2 separate regions of the Homo sapiens genome follow, and region 1 is linked to region 2. A link is a loop called in an ENCODE intact Hi-C map of the cell type or tissue named here. Cell type or tissue: endothelial cell of umbilical vein. All regions are shown on one strand. Links, peaks and the distances in the headings refer to the core of each region. The heading gives the core; the rest is flanking DNA. Region 1 overlaps ESYT2 (extended synaptotagmin 2). Region 2 overlaps NCAPG2 (non-SMC condensin II complex subunit G2).

Region 1 (8,338 bases), core at 198-8,197, 87 kb before region 2:
GCCCTGCAGAATGTTTTCTATTACATATTTTGGTTTCCTGTTTGAGTTTAGATTCATGGTACCATGCGGGTGATCCTGGAACCGTTGATTGGAGATATGCCCTTAGTTGGAGCTTTGTCTATCTTCTTCCTTAGGAAACCAGTAAGTCAATATTTATTTCATTTTTATTTTCCCATTTGGTGGCAAAAATACATACCCGTGGAAGAATATATAAAGTGGAGAAACAAAATTTTATCAACTCACCGTTGTCCCTTTCTGTTGTGTGAATCCTGTGGGAGTTTTTTGTATTTCTTTGTGCCTTAACTGAGAGCTTATCTCTTGATAAACAGCTCTCTTTCCTGATTATAAAAATGTTACAAAAATTTGGAAACATGGACTTCTTCAGAAGGGTGGGTCTTAGCTCACATTTTATTCACCACCTCACTGAATATGATTTATAGATATTTGCTCATTTAATCCTCATGACTCTAAAGCTAAATGTTAACATTGTTTTCTCTTACTGTTCAGAAACTGAGATTTTGAAAGTCTTATTTTTCCAAGTCACACAATTAATAAGAGCCTGTATACAGATCCAGTTTAGTCTGATACAGAGCTCATGTTCCTGAACACTTTGTTGAGAAGACTCATCTGTAAACCTCCCTCTTCTCCCTTCCAGAGATAAGGGCTGCTGTCATTAGCATGCATCTCCTTCCTCTTTTGGGGTGTGTTTAATGAACTGTACACACAGTTTTATATACAGGTTGAATGTTATCGGAGATGCTTGGGACCAGATTTGTTTCAGGTTTTGTAATATTTGCGTTAGACTCCAGTGAGTATTTCCTTTGAGCATGATGCTAGTACTCAAAAAGTTTCTTATATTGAAGCATTTTGGATTTTTAGATTAGGGATGTGGAACGTATACTGTGTTGTTGTTGCTGCTGTTTTACAGTAGTTAATACTATTTGTTATTTCCCACAAAACCAAGACAACAGAACTGTTACTCCCACCAGACAAACTCCTTCCTCCTTCCCTGGGCTCCTGCAGCCTCTGTCCAGCGTCTCCCTTTGCTGCCCTCCGTGTTCATTGTGCTCCTGGTCATCTTCTCCAGGTGCACACTGCCCATATGGTTGTCTGTATCAGCCCACACCTCGCCACTACCTCCCTGTGCCTTTTTCTTTGCCGCAGAAGGCTTTCTTCACCCCTTTTGTTTCACTTTTGTGAAACTTTCTTCGCCCCTTTTGTTTCAGCAATTTCTGCACAGTTATTGTTAGCTCTTTGAAAGCAAGGATCATAACTGTCTCCTTAGAGTCTGGCAAATGAATGATGCAAGATGTGCCATTGATGAGTCCTTTATGGAAGTACCTTCAACATCATTTGTAATTTAAAGTAGGAATATTAATTCATATAATTTGATTCAAATAACTGATTAAAAATTGTCATTTGGCTTTTAAAATACGGGTTTATCTACACCTGACATAAACTAAGTTTACTACAGCTTGTACTTTTTCTGTATAAAAACAAAAGAATTAAGTGTCATCACTTTCTGTTATGAATAAAATAATTGTTCTGATTTTCTTATTACTGAAAGAATGGGCTTATTTTGAATCGATTTTAAGTACACGAAACATGGGAACGTCCAAAAACTCCTAGGTCATCTCTGTCAAATTTTACTGTTAAAATTAAATTTTACTATTCAGGAAGTTAAGAGATTCATAAGATTTAAAATTAATGTGTTTTTTTTCCCATACCAGTCATTAAAAGTCCTCTATGTTTAAGAAACGAACTTCATTAGTGACCAAAAAAACCTCAGTAATCTTAACAAATTGCTAAGTATTTTTAACTTACCCATCTTTAGCCAGGGACATTTTTAACAATTTAGAGAAAGACCTTTTTAAAAAGTTCATTTCAGAATGTAACGAAATCCAAATCTTTAAATCTTCTTCAAAATTTAATAGTGCTGTTACTTAGTTTGGATCTTCCATTGATGACTTTACTTTTAAAATAACGTATTAACTTCCAAATGAAATTTAGTGCTCAGAAAAGAAGGATGGGGCTGAGAAGTTCAGAGTCACTCATTTCCTTATATGGTGAGTAAAGTCATCAAACGTACTCCAGTGAAAAGGAAAATTTTCAGTTTATTTTACTGGAAAATATGAGAACAGAGTTACAGCTGGCTGCCAAGTAATTCCTCCTCATCCTGGTGAAAGATATTTCTAGAAAGGTTTTTATTTTGTGGGTTTTTTAAATTTCTTTCTACTATTTGGATGATTTAGAAACCCTTACGAAACCTTTATACATTTTTCTACTTGTTGGCTTGTTTAGTTTTTATAATGTAGAACTTGTTGAAGGAAAAAAACCCTAAATATTGCTGAGGTGACGAAGTTGGAGTGTAGGTGAAGAAGGCAGCACAGCGCTGTGGTTAAGTGATAGACGTGTGTGTTGGACAGCCTGGTTTTCCACTCCTAGTTCTTTCTCTTACTGTAGCCTTTGAACAACTTACTTCTCTAAGCCTCAGTTTTCCCATCTGTAACATGTCAGGACAGTAATACCTACCTCACACAATTAAATCTGAAAATTAAATGCCAAATGAATGTAAACTGCTTAGTATAATACCTAACAGATAGTAGTCTTCATATTTTAAGAAATTAAATATTTCTCCTACATGTAGGTTTAGTCCTGACACTGGAGGTGATTTATTTATTTATTTATTTATTTATTTATTTATTTATTTATTTATTTTGAGACGGAGTTTCACTCTTGTCACCCAGGCTGGAGTGCAGTGGCGCAATCTCGGCTCACCGCAACCTCCACCTCCTGGGTTCAAGTGATTGTCCTGCCTCAGCCTCCAGAGCAGCTGAGATTACAGGCACCCACCACCACGCCTGGCTAATTTTTTTCTATTTTTAGTAGAGACGGGGTTTCACCATGTCAGCCAGGATGGTCTTGAACTTATGACCTCAGGTGATCCACCCACCTTGGCCTCCCAGAGTACTGGGATTACAGGCGTGAGCCACCGTGCCCGGCCACTAGAGGTGAATTATCAGTAAGGAGAAAAGCTTGGATAATTGTTCTGGTAAGAACTCAACCAATTGGTGTTTGCCTTTGGCTGTGCATAGGGAATCCTTCTCACTTGGTAGTTGTTGGGCAGCATACGGTTTTAGGGTGTTTCAGAGTCCTTAGTCTTGTTGAGATTTATCCCTCGACTAGAGGGGATCCCGGAGGTCTTTCCCAAAACTTCCCTTAGAAATGGTCCTAGGCTTACTCCAAACATGTTCATCCACCAACTTTTGGAGTCTTCCAGCCCAATGCGGAGGTGCTGGCTGCTGGTATCTTTTGAACCGCAGATTCCATTTCTTCCTCTGTAAAATGGAAACAGTGTCTTCTGTTATGAGAAGAAATTGAATCCTATTAGCCAAGGACTCCAGAAATTGATGTGCTTTAAGCAAATGGGGATAAAAAGGAGACGAATTTATTTAAAACATAAAAATAGCATATATTGATGTCTCATGACGTGTACAGGGGACTGCAGTTGAGTCTCAGGAACAGAACGGAACCAGGAATTCGAAAGCCTTCGTGACTCTCTCCACCTCTGCTCGCTTTCCTCTCCCTCTGAGACTAGCTTCATCTGGTTCTGCAGTCCACATGTGGAATAGCATGTCTGCCAGCACTTCAGAGAAAGCCTTGCGTCTTCCTGCATCCTTGGCCTCTCCCTTTGGCCTCCCAGAGTACTGGGATTACAGGCTTGTGAGCCATTCCAGCTGGGTCAGATACCGACCCCTGGACCAGCTGGGGGTAGGAGGGTTGCAGTGTTTGAACAGGGCTCCCTGAAGCCCATTCTTAACAGCCTTGCAGATGAGGCTGCAGTGAATTCCAGAGTCAGGGCCACAGGCACATCCACAGACTCAGACCACACGTTAGTAACTGGGAGTTTTTGCAGTATTTATCCTGCTCTTTTCCCCGACTTTCTGGGATCTGTGGTTTGATGTTTATATTATTTTGGACAGTCTTGCCCACCCCCAGTAGAGGGGGTACAGAGGAGCTTCCTGTTGTCCTGGTCCATCCTGGGTCTTGGGGCCAGAGCTCTCCCAGAGACCCTCCTCCTCCTCCCTGTGCCTTGTGTCTTTGGCGGGTCTTTTGCAGGAGAGGGTCTGCACCTGCCCCAGCAATAGAGGTCTCTACCAGCCTGGGACATTGTCCTACCATGTCCTTAAGGGACCTCTCCCCAGCTGCAGTGGGTTCTCAAGGTGCTTCCCTCCCCCATGGCTTCTGTCCCTTAAGGTGGAAGGTGGGGCGGGGCTTCCTTTGTGCCCTTCTACAGTGGCAGCTGCCTCCTCCCGGGCTCCTCCCCATGGGAAGTGTCCTCCCTGGGGTCGTCTTTGCACACCGGGGATGCAGGTGCCACCACGTGATGTGCACACCTCTGTGGTTCTCTGACTCACCCACACTTGGCCTGTGGCCTTTCATTAGGATCTTGCTGGAGTCGTCTCACTTGTTTTGTGGGGATCTCGTCTTCCTTCAAGTTCAGCCCACTCCTGCCTCTCCTCCCTCAGAGCTGCCCCGAAGGAGGGGTTTCACGCTGGCTGGTGGCTCAGGATGTCAGCTCTCCCGTGTGGTCAAAAGTGAAGCTCTCAGAAGTCCTGGGACTTAGAAACATAAGAAAAACATTTTTGAACTTTACCAACAGCCCAGATCTGCTAAATAAAAAACTGGAGAAAGGTGGGAGCCCTGAGTTTGTATTTCCAACAGACTTCCCAGGTGATTCTTGTTCTGAACTGTGGAGCTCAATGCAGCCAGGATGCCAGGCATACAGCACTGGTCAGGTGCCAAGCAGCTGCCCTGGAATTGTAAACGTTACCCACACCCGTCACAACGGATTAGGGAACGTAGAGAGAAGAGGGGCATCTGTGCGCTTCATGAAACACGTGGATACATCTGTGTCATTCCAGTTGAAACCTGACATTGTTTTCCGATCTTGGAGTGCCGTACACGTTCTGCTTCTCGTAGAAAAGCCGCAACAGCTCAGAGGTGACTTCCTGTCCTTTGGAAATGCCTGTTCCACTGGCTTTTCAGTTTCCTGAAATAGCTCAGTCCTCCAGAGGCGAGGCTCCCAGCATCCTGAGGCACGTGTCCATGGGGAAGGAGGGGCACGCTGATTTTAGTTGCTTTTCCAAAGGCGCCTTCTAAAGCCAGGCCTTTATCGGGCCCTGCTGGTGGCTTCTCCACGGTGCCCTCATGTGGACCTCAGACTGGGCTTTGGAGCCTCCTGTCTCACACACCCATTTTGTCCTTCCCACACACTCGTTCTCTCTCACTTGTTCTTTCACACTTGTCCGCACTCATTCTCACAGACTTGTTCTCACACGGTTTCATTCTCACATTTGTTCTCATGGACACACATTTTCACACTTGTTCTCACACATGCTTGAGCTTCCATACTCATTCTCACACTTGTTCTCTTGCAGATTCGTTTTCACACCCATTCTCACATTTGTTCTCACACTTGTTCTTTAATACTTCTTTGTTCTCACATACCCACTTCACATGTTCTCATTTGTCACACGCTCTTGTTCCTTCACACTCATTCTTTGTTCTCACACTCCCACTTTCCCGCTGCTTCTCACACTCATTTTCTTACACTCGCTATTCCACTCACACTTGTTCTCACTTGTTTCACACACACCTCTCACTGTTCTCACACTCGTTCACTCACTTGTTCTCGTTCTTACACTCACACCTCACTTTGTTCTCACACTCGTTCACTCACTTGTTCTCGTTCTTACCTCACTTTGTTCTCACACTCGTTCACTCACGTTCTTACACTCACACCTCACACTGTTCTCACACTCGTTCACTCACACTTGTTCACTTGTTTCACACATTTCTCACATTTTGTTCTCACACTCATACTTGTTCACTCATTCTCACTCGTTGTTACACTCACATCTGTTCTCACACGTTCACACTTGTTCTCACTTGTTCTTTCACACTCACACCTCACTGTTCTCACACTCACACTTGTTCACTCACTTGTTCTCGTTCTTACACTCACACCTCACACTTTGTTGTCGTTCACTCACATTTGTTCTTACATACACCACACTTCACACGTTCACTCACACTTGTTCTCGTTCTTGCACTTACACCTCACTTTGTTCACACACTTGTTCTCGTAATTACACACATCTCACACTTTGTTCTCACACTCGTTCACACTTGTTCTCGTTCTTACACTCATACCTTTCACACTTTGTTCTGTCGTTCACTCACACTTGTTCTCGTTCTTACTTGTTCTCGTTCTTACACTTACACCTCACTTTGTTCACACACACTTGTTCTCGTTATTACACTCACATCTCACACTTTGTTCTCACACTCGTTCACACTTGTTCTCGTTCTTACACTCACATCTCTCACACTTTGTTCTCACTCGTTCACTCACATTTGTTCTCGTTCTTACACTCCCACCTCTGACACTTTGTTCTCAGTCGTTCACTCACACTTGTTCTCACTTGTTCTTTCACACACCTCACTTTGTTCTCACACTCGTTCATTCACACTTGTTCTCGGTCTTATACTCAAACCTCTCACACTTTGTTCTCACAGTCGTTCACTCACTTGTTCTCGTTCTTACACTCACACCTCTCACACTTTGTTCTCACACGTTCACTCGTTCACTTGTTTCACACTCACACCTCTCACACTTTGTTCTCACAATCACTTGTTCACACTCACACTTCTCACTCGTTCTTACACTCACACCTCACACTTTGTTCTCAACACTCGTTCACTCTCACACTTGTTCTCGTTCTTACACATACCTCACACTTTGTTCTCAACACTCGTTCACTCTCACAGTTGTTCTCACACACCGCACACTGTTCTCACACTCGTTCACTCACTTGTTCACTCACACTGGTTCTCACTCATTCTTACACACACCTCACACTGTTCTCACACTTGTTCACTCATACTTGTTCTCATTTGTTCTCTCACACTCCTCACACCTCACACTGTTCTCACATTCGTTTCACACTTGTTCTCGTTCTCTCGTACTTGTTCTGACATGTTGTGTCTCACATTTGTTCTCACATTTGCTCTTATGTTCTCACACACTCCTCACATATTCTCACACTTATTTTCTTTCTCACGCTCATTCTCACATTAGTTCTCTGTCCCTCTTTCTCACATAGATTTACACAGCCTCTCACACTCTTTGTCTCACACACATTCTCACTCATACACACGTGTTTCCTTTCTCTCTTTCCACTTGCTCCCTCCGTCATTACAGCCTCTGGCTCTTGCTCCTTCACCATTCCCTGTGCTCAGGGACAGGCCTTTCAGTGCCTTGAACATGGGGACCCCTTTGCCTGGTGCCTTCTTTCTTGCATTCAAATCTCTTCCTTTCAAAAGCCAGCTGAGTCCTTTCCTTCCGCAATTCCTGCTCCTGCCTCCCTGACGATTAGTTTCTCTGAACTTCAGTAGCACTTAAATGTATCTCAGTCTTTTCAACAAGGCCCACGTGGGCATGCCCTCTGTTGCCTGACAAGCTTATACTAAAACTTCCTTGTTTTGTGTTTTTAATACTCCATCGTTGATAGTTAATATTCTTTTTGAGGTTTTGTTTTAGACAAAGTAATGTTTTTCTGAAATGATTCTAAGACAATTGGTCAGAAATAGTCTCTGCTTGTTTGGTTTATGTTTGGTCAGTTGTGCTTTGATTATAGATGGTTCCTCATCTGAGATTAAAGTGGGACAGAACTTCAAAAGTAAAAGGGTAAATGTTCGCTGTGATGCTTATGTGGCACATGTGCTAGTCCTTGATAGTGGCGAGAAAGATCTTAATTGCTCAAAGGGATTTCCAGGGAAGGAAGCCCTCAGGTGATGACTGCAGTCGCAGGCAGTGGGCTTGGAGCCTGGCGTGTGGCCTCTGTGCATTGTCTGACTTAGTCCTCACAGGATGGGATTGTTCCCGTGTTACTGGTGAGGAAAATAAAGGCCAGTTTATCATTAAAATGGAAACTTTGATAGGGATGCTTCTAGTATTGACATTTATTGTCTAAAATCTCCCAAATTGTACTTTAAAGTTTAGAAACTTTGTTCTTGAATGGTCTCTTTCGTAGGTAGTCATTCTGAGTGACAGATTTGGAAATGGATGTTTAGGGTGTCACAATAATGGGGGCTGGGGCCCCTATTGCCCTTAGTGGTAGAAACCAAGTTGGATGCTGACCACTTAAGTGTCTTGTAATTGTCAGTGTTGTGTAGCAGAGGACTGCCCCTCTCCACCCCAGGGCCAAGAACCCCTTGTTCATAAGCTCTGCATAGCCTCTGTAAGCAAATACCCGAGTCAAGGTAGCTAGGC
Region 2 (8,338 bases), core at 215-8,214:
AAGTATCTTTGGGGCAGGAGACCCTTGGCACACTTGTCTCACTTGTTCTTATTATGTGGTGAAAATCAAATTAGTGACAAAGAATTAGAGGAATCTAATAATGAATTTGTTACTGGCAACATTTAAGAAATCATTTTTCTTTATAAGAGAAATGAGCTTATAACATGTTTTGGTATTATAAAATGATATCCTGTAAACTTAAAAATAATCGCAAACTCATAGGCATCTCATCACCATAGAAGTGTTTATAAGAGCAAATTAGTTAGATAATATATAAATGTCTGCTTTAGCAGTAGCAGTGTATATGGATTGTATTGGAAATGCAGTACATACATATTTTAAAGTCTAAAAGATTGTTGTTGCAAAGTGCATACCATAATGTTAACAAAATCACAGAAAACTAAATTGAAAATCAGAGGTAAAAATAGCAACTCAAAATCACACTGGTGGCCACAATGACAGGTGCCCTTCTGGGGTGCGTTGTTTCCAGCCACCCGTTGTGTGCCAACCAGCCTTTGCAGTGTTGCTGGAAAGCCAGCAGACATCTCAGGAGAATACTGAATTAGTCCTTATACTAATGAGGCATTAACTCTAGTTTATCAATAAGCTTTATTAACACTTAACAGTTCAGCTTAGTACCTAGTCACCGTGTGGCTCTTACGTGTAAAAATGAAAATGTGTAGGATTGTGCATCACGTGGTTTCATCAAGTTGAATGACAGAAATGCCATTTTATATAATAATGATGGTTTCCCATAGTTCAATTTGATAAGAATTTAAATCAGTTTGGGGCCTATCAGGTAGATCTTTCCAAGTACAGTTAGTTCTGCTGTAATCCCACACATGCATTACCAACAGTCACTGCACTCTGCAGAATTGGTTAAAATAAATAAATAAATAAATAAATAAATAACCCAGAGAGATTATGGGGAAAATGGAGTTAGAGGGACAACACTAAAAAATTTTGCCAGTGACATGTTAAAAACAGGAACCTAATAAAACAGTAGCATAATTTTATATGTTAAATCAGTAAGAAATGCATAAATACTATAGTAAGCATGGCACTTTACCTTGAAAAATATTTACATTCTATAGTTGGGAGTAGGTGCCTGTGCTCCCAAGGTACACCTGCCCCTCTGTGTGTAAGAGGAAGAAAATGAGGTAGAACAGAGGAGAAAAAGGCAAGCAAGGCAGAGGGGAATACAGAGCATTGGAGAGCACGGTGGGCCTGGGGAGGGTGCAGTGCAGTGGGGTTGGAGCCTTTGGGTCATAGCAGGTGAGGGGCACAATGTGTGGCCCAGGTATGAATGGACTGAGCTGGTAGGTGTCTGAGTTGTGTTTCATGGGATCCTGGTGGCTCCAGTCAGTGGGTGCAGTTTTCTGCATTCACCTGGTATTTCTTGCCTATGAAATCCCACATAAGCAAATGGGAATTTGCCTTTGGTCAAATTGTTCCTTGATGTATTGACAATGTTGGAACAAATTTTTATTTTCAAGCAAGTGTTCCAGAGTGGAGCTGATTATACTGTATGCCCTTGTCCTTCTTGGAGAATCAATGATGGGGAGGAGGACACAGCACTGAGGAGAATTCCATCATTTAACAAACATGTCCTAAGTGCCTTCTGTGTGCCAGACACTGCACTGAGAGTTGGGGTTATAGTACACACAAAGAAAAGTTTCTGCACAAATGGGGGTTTATGTTCTAGTGGTAGAGGAAGAAAAACAAGACACATAGAGAAATAATAAAGCAGGTGGAGGCTGGGCACAGTGACTCACCTCTGTAATTCCAGAGCTTTGGGAGGCTGAGGCAGGAGGATCGTTTGAGGCCAGGATAACACTGGCCTGGGCAACATAGTAAGACCCCGTCTCTACAGTAATGTTAAAAAATTGGCCTAGTGTAGTGGCTTGTGCCTGTGGTCCCAACTACTTGGGAGGCTGAGGCAGTAGAATTACTTGAGCCCAGGAGTTTGAGGCTACAGTGAGCTATGATTGTGCAACTGCACTCCAGCCTGGGTGACAAAGTGAGACCCTGTCTCAAAAAAAAAAAAAAAATACTACTACTACTGATAAAGCAAGTGGAAGTGGAAGTTGGGAACGATGGAGTGGCTAAAGAAAACCTCAGAGATGATATTTGAACAGAGTTGGTACAGTCACATGACTCTTGATGAGGATAGGTTCTGAGAAATGCATCATTAGGTCATTTCATTGTTGTGTGAACATCCTAAAGTGTGCTTACATACACCCAGATGGAGCAGCTCAGTACACACCTGGGCTAGATGGTACAGTCTACCGTCCTAGGCTACAAACCTGTGTGGCATGTTACTGTACTGAATACTGTAGGCACAGTGTTGTAACACAATGGTGTGTGTCTAAACATTGAAAAGGTACAGTAAAAATACAGTATAAAACATAAAAAATGGTACATCTGAATAGGGCACTTAGTGTAGCTGGAGCTGGCACAACTGGAAGTTGTTCTGGGTGAATAACTGAGTAGTGAGTAAATGTGAAGGCCTAATACGTCATTGTACACTACTGTAAACTATAAACACATTACACTTGGGCTACAGTAAATTTATAAAAACATTTTTCTTCAATAATAAATTAACCTTAGCTTACTGTAACTGTTTTACTTGATAAACTTTTAAAATCCTTTATAATAACACTTAGCTTAAAACACAAACTTATTTTGCTTTACAAAAAATCTTTCTTCATTTTATTTTATTTTAACTTTTATATTCAGGGTTACATGTACAGGTTTGTTACATAGGTCAACTTGTCTCATGGGGGTTTATTGTACAGATTATTTCATCACTGAGGTATTAAGCCTAGTAATTAGTTATTTTTAGTTATTTAGTTATATTAGTTATTTTTCCTGATCCTCTCCCTCCTCCCACCCTCTACCCTCCAATAGGCCAGTGTGTGTTGTTCCCCCGTGTCCATGTGTTCTCATAATTTAGCTCCTACTTATAAGTGAGAACATGCTGTATTTGGTTTTCTGTTCCTGTGTTAGTTTGCTATGGATAATGGCCTCCAGCTCCATCTATGTCCCCGCAAAGGACTTGATCTCATTCTTTTTTTATGGCTGTATAGTATTCCATGGTGTATATGTACCACATTTTCTTTATCCAGTCTATCATTGATGGGCATTTAGGTTTATTCCATGTCTTTGCTAAAAATACTCTCTTTATACCCCTATTTGATAGCTTTTTTCTATTTTTACTTTTTTTTTTTTTTCTTTTCAGTTGGAGCCTTGCTCTGTTGCTCAGGCTGGAGTGCAGTGGCGTCGTCTTGGCTCACTGCAACCTCCGCCTCCCGGGTTCAAGTGATTCTCCTGCCTCAGCCTCCTGAATAGTTGAGATTACAGGCACACGCCACCACACCGGCTAATTTCTGTATTTTTAGTAGAGACAGGGTTTCGCCATGTTGGCCAGGCTGGTCTCAAACTCCTGATCTCAGGTGATCCACCTGCCTTGGCCTCCCAAAGTGCTGGGATTACAGGTGTGAGCCACCATGCCCAGCCATCTATTTTTACTTTTTAAACTTTTTTGTTAAAAACTAAGACACAAATATACCATAAGCCTGGGCCTGTACCAAGTCAGGATCATCAGTATCACTGTCTTCCACCTTAACATCTTGTCCCAGTGGAAGGTCTTCAGGGGCAATAACAGACATGCAGCTGTCATCTCATCTCCTATGATAACATTGCCTTCAGGAATTTCTCTTGAAGCACCTGCCTAAGGCTAGTTTACAATTAACTTAAAAAAATGTAGAAGGAATATACTCTAAAACAATGATAAAAAGTAGGTTTGTTTACACCAACATTACCACAAATGTGATTAATCTGTTACACTATGATGTTTTGACAGCCATGACATCACTAGGTGATAGGAATTTTTCAGCTCCATTATAATCTTATGGGACCACTCTCATATATGTGGTTTGTCATTGACTGAAATATCACTATGCATTGCCTGACTATATTTGATCAGAGATCCAAATGGGCCATGCAGAGATTTGGGAAAAGAAGATTCTAGACAAAAGGAATGGGAAAGGCCGAGCCCCTGAGGCAGGGCACATTTGGGAAGCTAAGGGTGTGGACTTAGGAGGAGGAGGGTGGCAGGGTTAGGGTGGAGAAGTAATTTCTTTCCTGTTGAAATAACTGCTAAGTTAAAAGAAAAGTTGCAAGAGGAATTCAAAGGAATCCTGAATACCCTACGTCCAGGTTTGCCAGTTTTTACCACTTGCCACATTTTCTTTATCATCCTTTGTATTTACATTTTTTTGAATCACTTGAGTCAGTTGTAGGCATTGTGCCTCTTTATCTCTAAACATTTCAGTTCGTATTTTTCTAAAAGATATTCTGTTATATAATCACATTAAAATCCTCAAAATCAGGAAATTTAACATTGTGGATAATCCTGTTAAATAACCCTCTGCAGCCTATGTCCTCTCCTCTTGAATCTGGATTGGGCTTGTGCCTGCTTTGACGGACGGAATATTGAGGAAGTGGCCTTCAGAAAGTTTGGCAGCTTCTACTTCCTCTCGGAGCCCGTGGTTGTCATGTAAGAAGTGCAGGATCACCCTCTGCTGGAGAGAGAGACCACACACAAAGGCTGGAGGATGAGACTGCAGAGGGAGACCTCATTAGTGGGCACCAAAGTGCCAGACATCCAACACCCAGCTGCCACCTTAAGCACAGGCATGTGTCCCCAAGAGTGAGCATCTGATTCATGAGATACAGTAAAATTGTTGCTTTATGCTACCAAGTTTTTTGCTACGCAACAAGACTTCCCCTGCTTCATACACATTGTGCCAGTCACAAGAGGATACCTCCCTCTGGGCATATAGACTACAAAAAGGCACCTTGCTGGGGCACAGGTGGCCAGGGCACTCACACAGGGAGGAGAGGCCCTGCAGGATGTCCACCCCACCGGCCCCTCATCCTGGTGCGCTCTGTACAGCACAGGGCTGCACAGCTTCTGCATCCGGGGGCTGGAGGTGGTTGTGGAAGGATGCCCACAGGCAGCTCGCTAGTCTGCACGTGTTCTTTCTAACTGCTGGGCTTTTGTGTTGCCCTGCCTTTGCCCAGTGTCCTATGGCCCTAGAGGCCTGGGCCGTCACTGCTAATGTCGTGGCAATGCCAGGCAATGACCACCCCAAGGCCATGCTGGGGAGAGGTAGAACATTTTGATATTTGAACAGCTTTTGTCCCCCATCCTTTCCTTGCCCTTCCAGCCAGCTCTTCAGTGCCCTAGGCAACAGCCACTCATTTCTCACATCCCCAGCTCCAAACAGCCTTCAGTGAAGCTGGGTGTGTGTCTCATTTTGTTGCTATAGTTTGTTACTGGAACCTCTCTCACTCTCATTTCTTCAGGGTTGATTTTTCAGGAAGGAGTTAGCAGCCCATCCTAGTTTGTCACATAGGTGGATGGGCAGCTATTTCTTTTCCTTCAGGCTATATCCTTCAGCATACACCTCTAATAGATTTTAACAATCTGTAGGTTGTTATTCTTGCCCCTAGACTGTGAACTTACTCAGGGCAGGGTGGGTCCTGATTCGTTTCTGTGCCCTAACCATCAGTCAACTAGTATTTCCTGATGTAAGCGTCATGAATCAGCCCAGTCATTTCTCTGGTCACCTTCAGTCACCAGAGTTTGCCCTGAATAGAACCTCTTGATCTTTGAACACAGTAGCTGTGGTCCATCACCCAGATGAATGACCCCAGCACCAAAACTGTCCATTGATATACTGGAAAATTACCATTAATGGACTTAAGCGGGCCATTAACTTATTTTTTCTGCATAATTGAGGCGTAAAGAATTATTCAATTGTTCATGATTGAATGTCGGGTCTATAGGTAGATCAAGATACTGTCTAAGGTCAAACATTTGAGAGCTGGTCTGTGTTTGCATGTGATTGACAGGCAAAGGCTTAAGGAAAATGGAGAGGAGAATTGAAGGGGAGGAGGGTCAAGGAAACGAGGAAAGAGAGTAGATAGAAGTGAACAAGCGGAGGTGGAAAAAGCTAGATGAAAAATGAAGGAGCGCTAAGAAGAGGAGAAAACAAACACCAGGGCAGGAGAGGAGCTAGGAGAGCAGGAAGAGAGGATGGGGGGATGGAGGGCTTATGAGGTTATCTTTACTCTAGTTCCTCCATCTTACTGTGTTTTTTATGACCCCGACAGTTTTGAAGAGTGCAAGTGGCTCTTTTGTGGTATAGCCTTCAATTTGCATCTGTTGAGGATCTGATTAAATTTTAGTGTGCATTTTGGCAGGAACTGCTTAGCAGTGTTAGGTCCTCGGCGCTGTCAAGACAGGAAGCGCATGGCATGGTCTGTCCGTCCCTGTGTGGGTAGGTGTCCGCCAGGTCTCTTCTGGGAACCTGCCTCTGTGGGAAAGTGGTGACACTGTAATGTCCTGCTGCTCACCAGGCTTCCACCCACTTGTTTCAGCATCTCCCGATAATTCCTGCCAGAGTCCATAATTATTGTGATGGCTATAAAACAGTGATTTTCTAACCCTGTATTGCATCTATGTTTATTCACTGACATTCTAGAGCATGCAGGTGCTATTAATTAATGATTTGATATTTATTATCAGTATGCTGTCATTGATTTTTTCTTTTTAGAGACGGGCTCTTGCTATGTTGCCCAGGCTGGAGTGTAATGGTACAATCACAGCTCACTGCAGCCCTCTCTCCCAGAGTGGTTGGCTTGGCCTCGTTTATGCTTATTTCATTCAACTGGTTATAATTAATCACTGTCACTGTTTTGGTGCTCACATTGTTCCAAATTTGGCTATAGGGAGTCCCTTTAATTGGATTCTATGCCCTTTTGATGAGGGCCGCTATTTGCTTCATCAAAGAGTACGTGAGGTCATCTCAGATAAGAGGAAATGGGTTTAGAGGGTTGTTGGAGGAGATCTGAAATCATCTTGTTGGCTGGTGGGAGAGAATGATATTGAGGAATGAGTAGAAGGTGGTGTTGAGGGCCCACTTGGGGCTGGAATCTGTGGCCACAGTATTATTATTGCCATTGTTATTGAACTTTAGCCTACTTTTGTAATCTAATTCTAGGTATGGAGATGGTGGACATTTGGGTCCCTTTTAGGGAGGGTTTTGCTAAGTGGGTGAAATTTTAAAAACTCTGAAGATTAGGATGCTAGGAAAGAATAGGTGGAGAATCCCTGTGCTTCTTCCCTTTTAGGAATGGATTTTGAATACTGCAACCAAACTCTTGAACTTGTAATGAAGTTAACACTTAACTTTTCTTTTGATGACATTATGAAAAGGATATGATTAATTTTTTGTATTTGAAATGTGACACTTGCTATTTATGTTACAGAAAGAGGCCTCTGATCCTTTCAGCCTAAATGAATTACTAGATGAATTATCAAGGAAACAGAAAGAAGAATTATGGCAAAGGCTGAAGAATTTATTGACAGATGTGTTGTTAGAAAGCCCAGTGGATGGGTGGCAGGTAGTGGAAGCCCAGGGTGAAGACAATATGGAAACCGAACATGGCTCAAAAATGGTAGTATTTGTTTTTCAAAAATAAGAAACGTTTTTCTCTTTTTTTTGTCAAAAAATAACTTCACTGTGTATCATTGAATTTTACATTAAGACAGATTTTGAAGTTAGAAGTCAAGAATTTTAGAAGTTTAGTCTGTTGTAGTTTTATTCACTTTTCAACCCTACTGTTATTAATCTAATACTAAATATTGCTGTTCTTTTAGGATGATTTACTTTTATTCAACTTTAATTCTTTTTAGAATAAGCTAGAATTGTGGCTTGATTTTTAGAAAATTTGTAACTGAAATTTCTGCTAAAAACTGATTTTAAGTTGATGATTTTAATTCACTCATGCTTTGATTTTTCATTTATAGAGAAAAAGCATAGAAATAATTTATGCAATTACATCTGTGATTCTTGCTTCTGTGTCTGTAATAAATGAAAGTGAGAACTACGAAGCCCTACTGGAATGTGTTATTATATTAAATGGTGAGTTGATTTTGTTATAAATGGCATATTTAGAAGTGGGTGTTGAAATACTTGTTTTTGTTTCTGTTTTTATTTATTCATTCATTTATTTATTTTTTTTGAGACGGAGTTTCGCTCTTGTTGCCTAGGCAGGAGTGCAATGGCGCGATCTCAGCTCACCGCAACCTCCGCCTCCCGGGTTCAAGCGATTCTCTTGCCTCAGCCTCCCTAGTAGCTGGGATTACAGGCATTCACCACCACGCCCGCCTAATTTTGTATTTTTAGTAGAGACAGGGTTTCTCCATGTTGGTCAGGCTAGTCTCAAACTCCTGACCTCAGGTGATCCACCCGTCTCAGCCTCC

The links. A loop is a pair of places that touch in the nucleus more often than their neighbours do. Peaks named below come from ENCODE experiments on the same cell type or tissue, not always from the same donor. Only the 100,000 strongest peaks of a DNase experiment are listed, where the experiment ranks them.
Region 1: it touches region 2 in a loop (4-fold over the local background); 7 of 110 quality-filtered maps call a loop at or near these places.

The regions. Positions count from the first base shown.
Region 1 is chr7:158,779,807-158,788,144 of GRCh38, reverse strand. It overlaps ESYT2 (extended synaptotagmin 2), which reads left to right. Exons shown (of 23, transcript NM_001367773.1): 6 at 52-141. Among named protein-coding and RNA genes, the nearest start is that of ESYT2, 46 kb to the left of the region's middle. In endothelial cell of umbilical vein, for the core only: a CTCF peak has its summit at 5,183 (motif pointing left); a DNase peak (open chromatin) is centred at 5,074; H3K27ac peaks cover 416 bases.
Region 2 is chr7:158,692,501-158,700,838 of GRCh38, reverse strand. NCAPG2 (non-SMC condensin II complex subunit G2) reads left to right here. Exons shown (of 28, transcript NM_017760.7): 3 at 7,342-7,530; 4 at 7,883-7,997. Among named protein-coding and RNA genes, the nearest start is that of NCAPG2, 8.1 kb to the left of the region's middle. In endothelial cell of umbilical vein, for the core only: a CTCF peak has its summit at 4,612 (motif pointing left); a DNase peak (open chromatin) is centred at 4,558.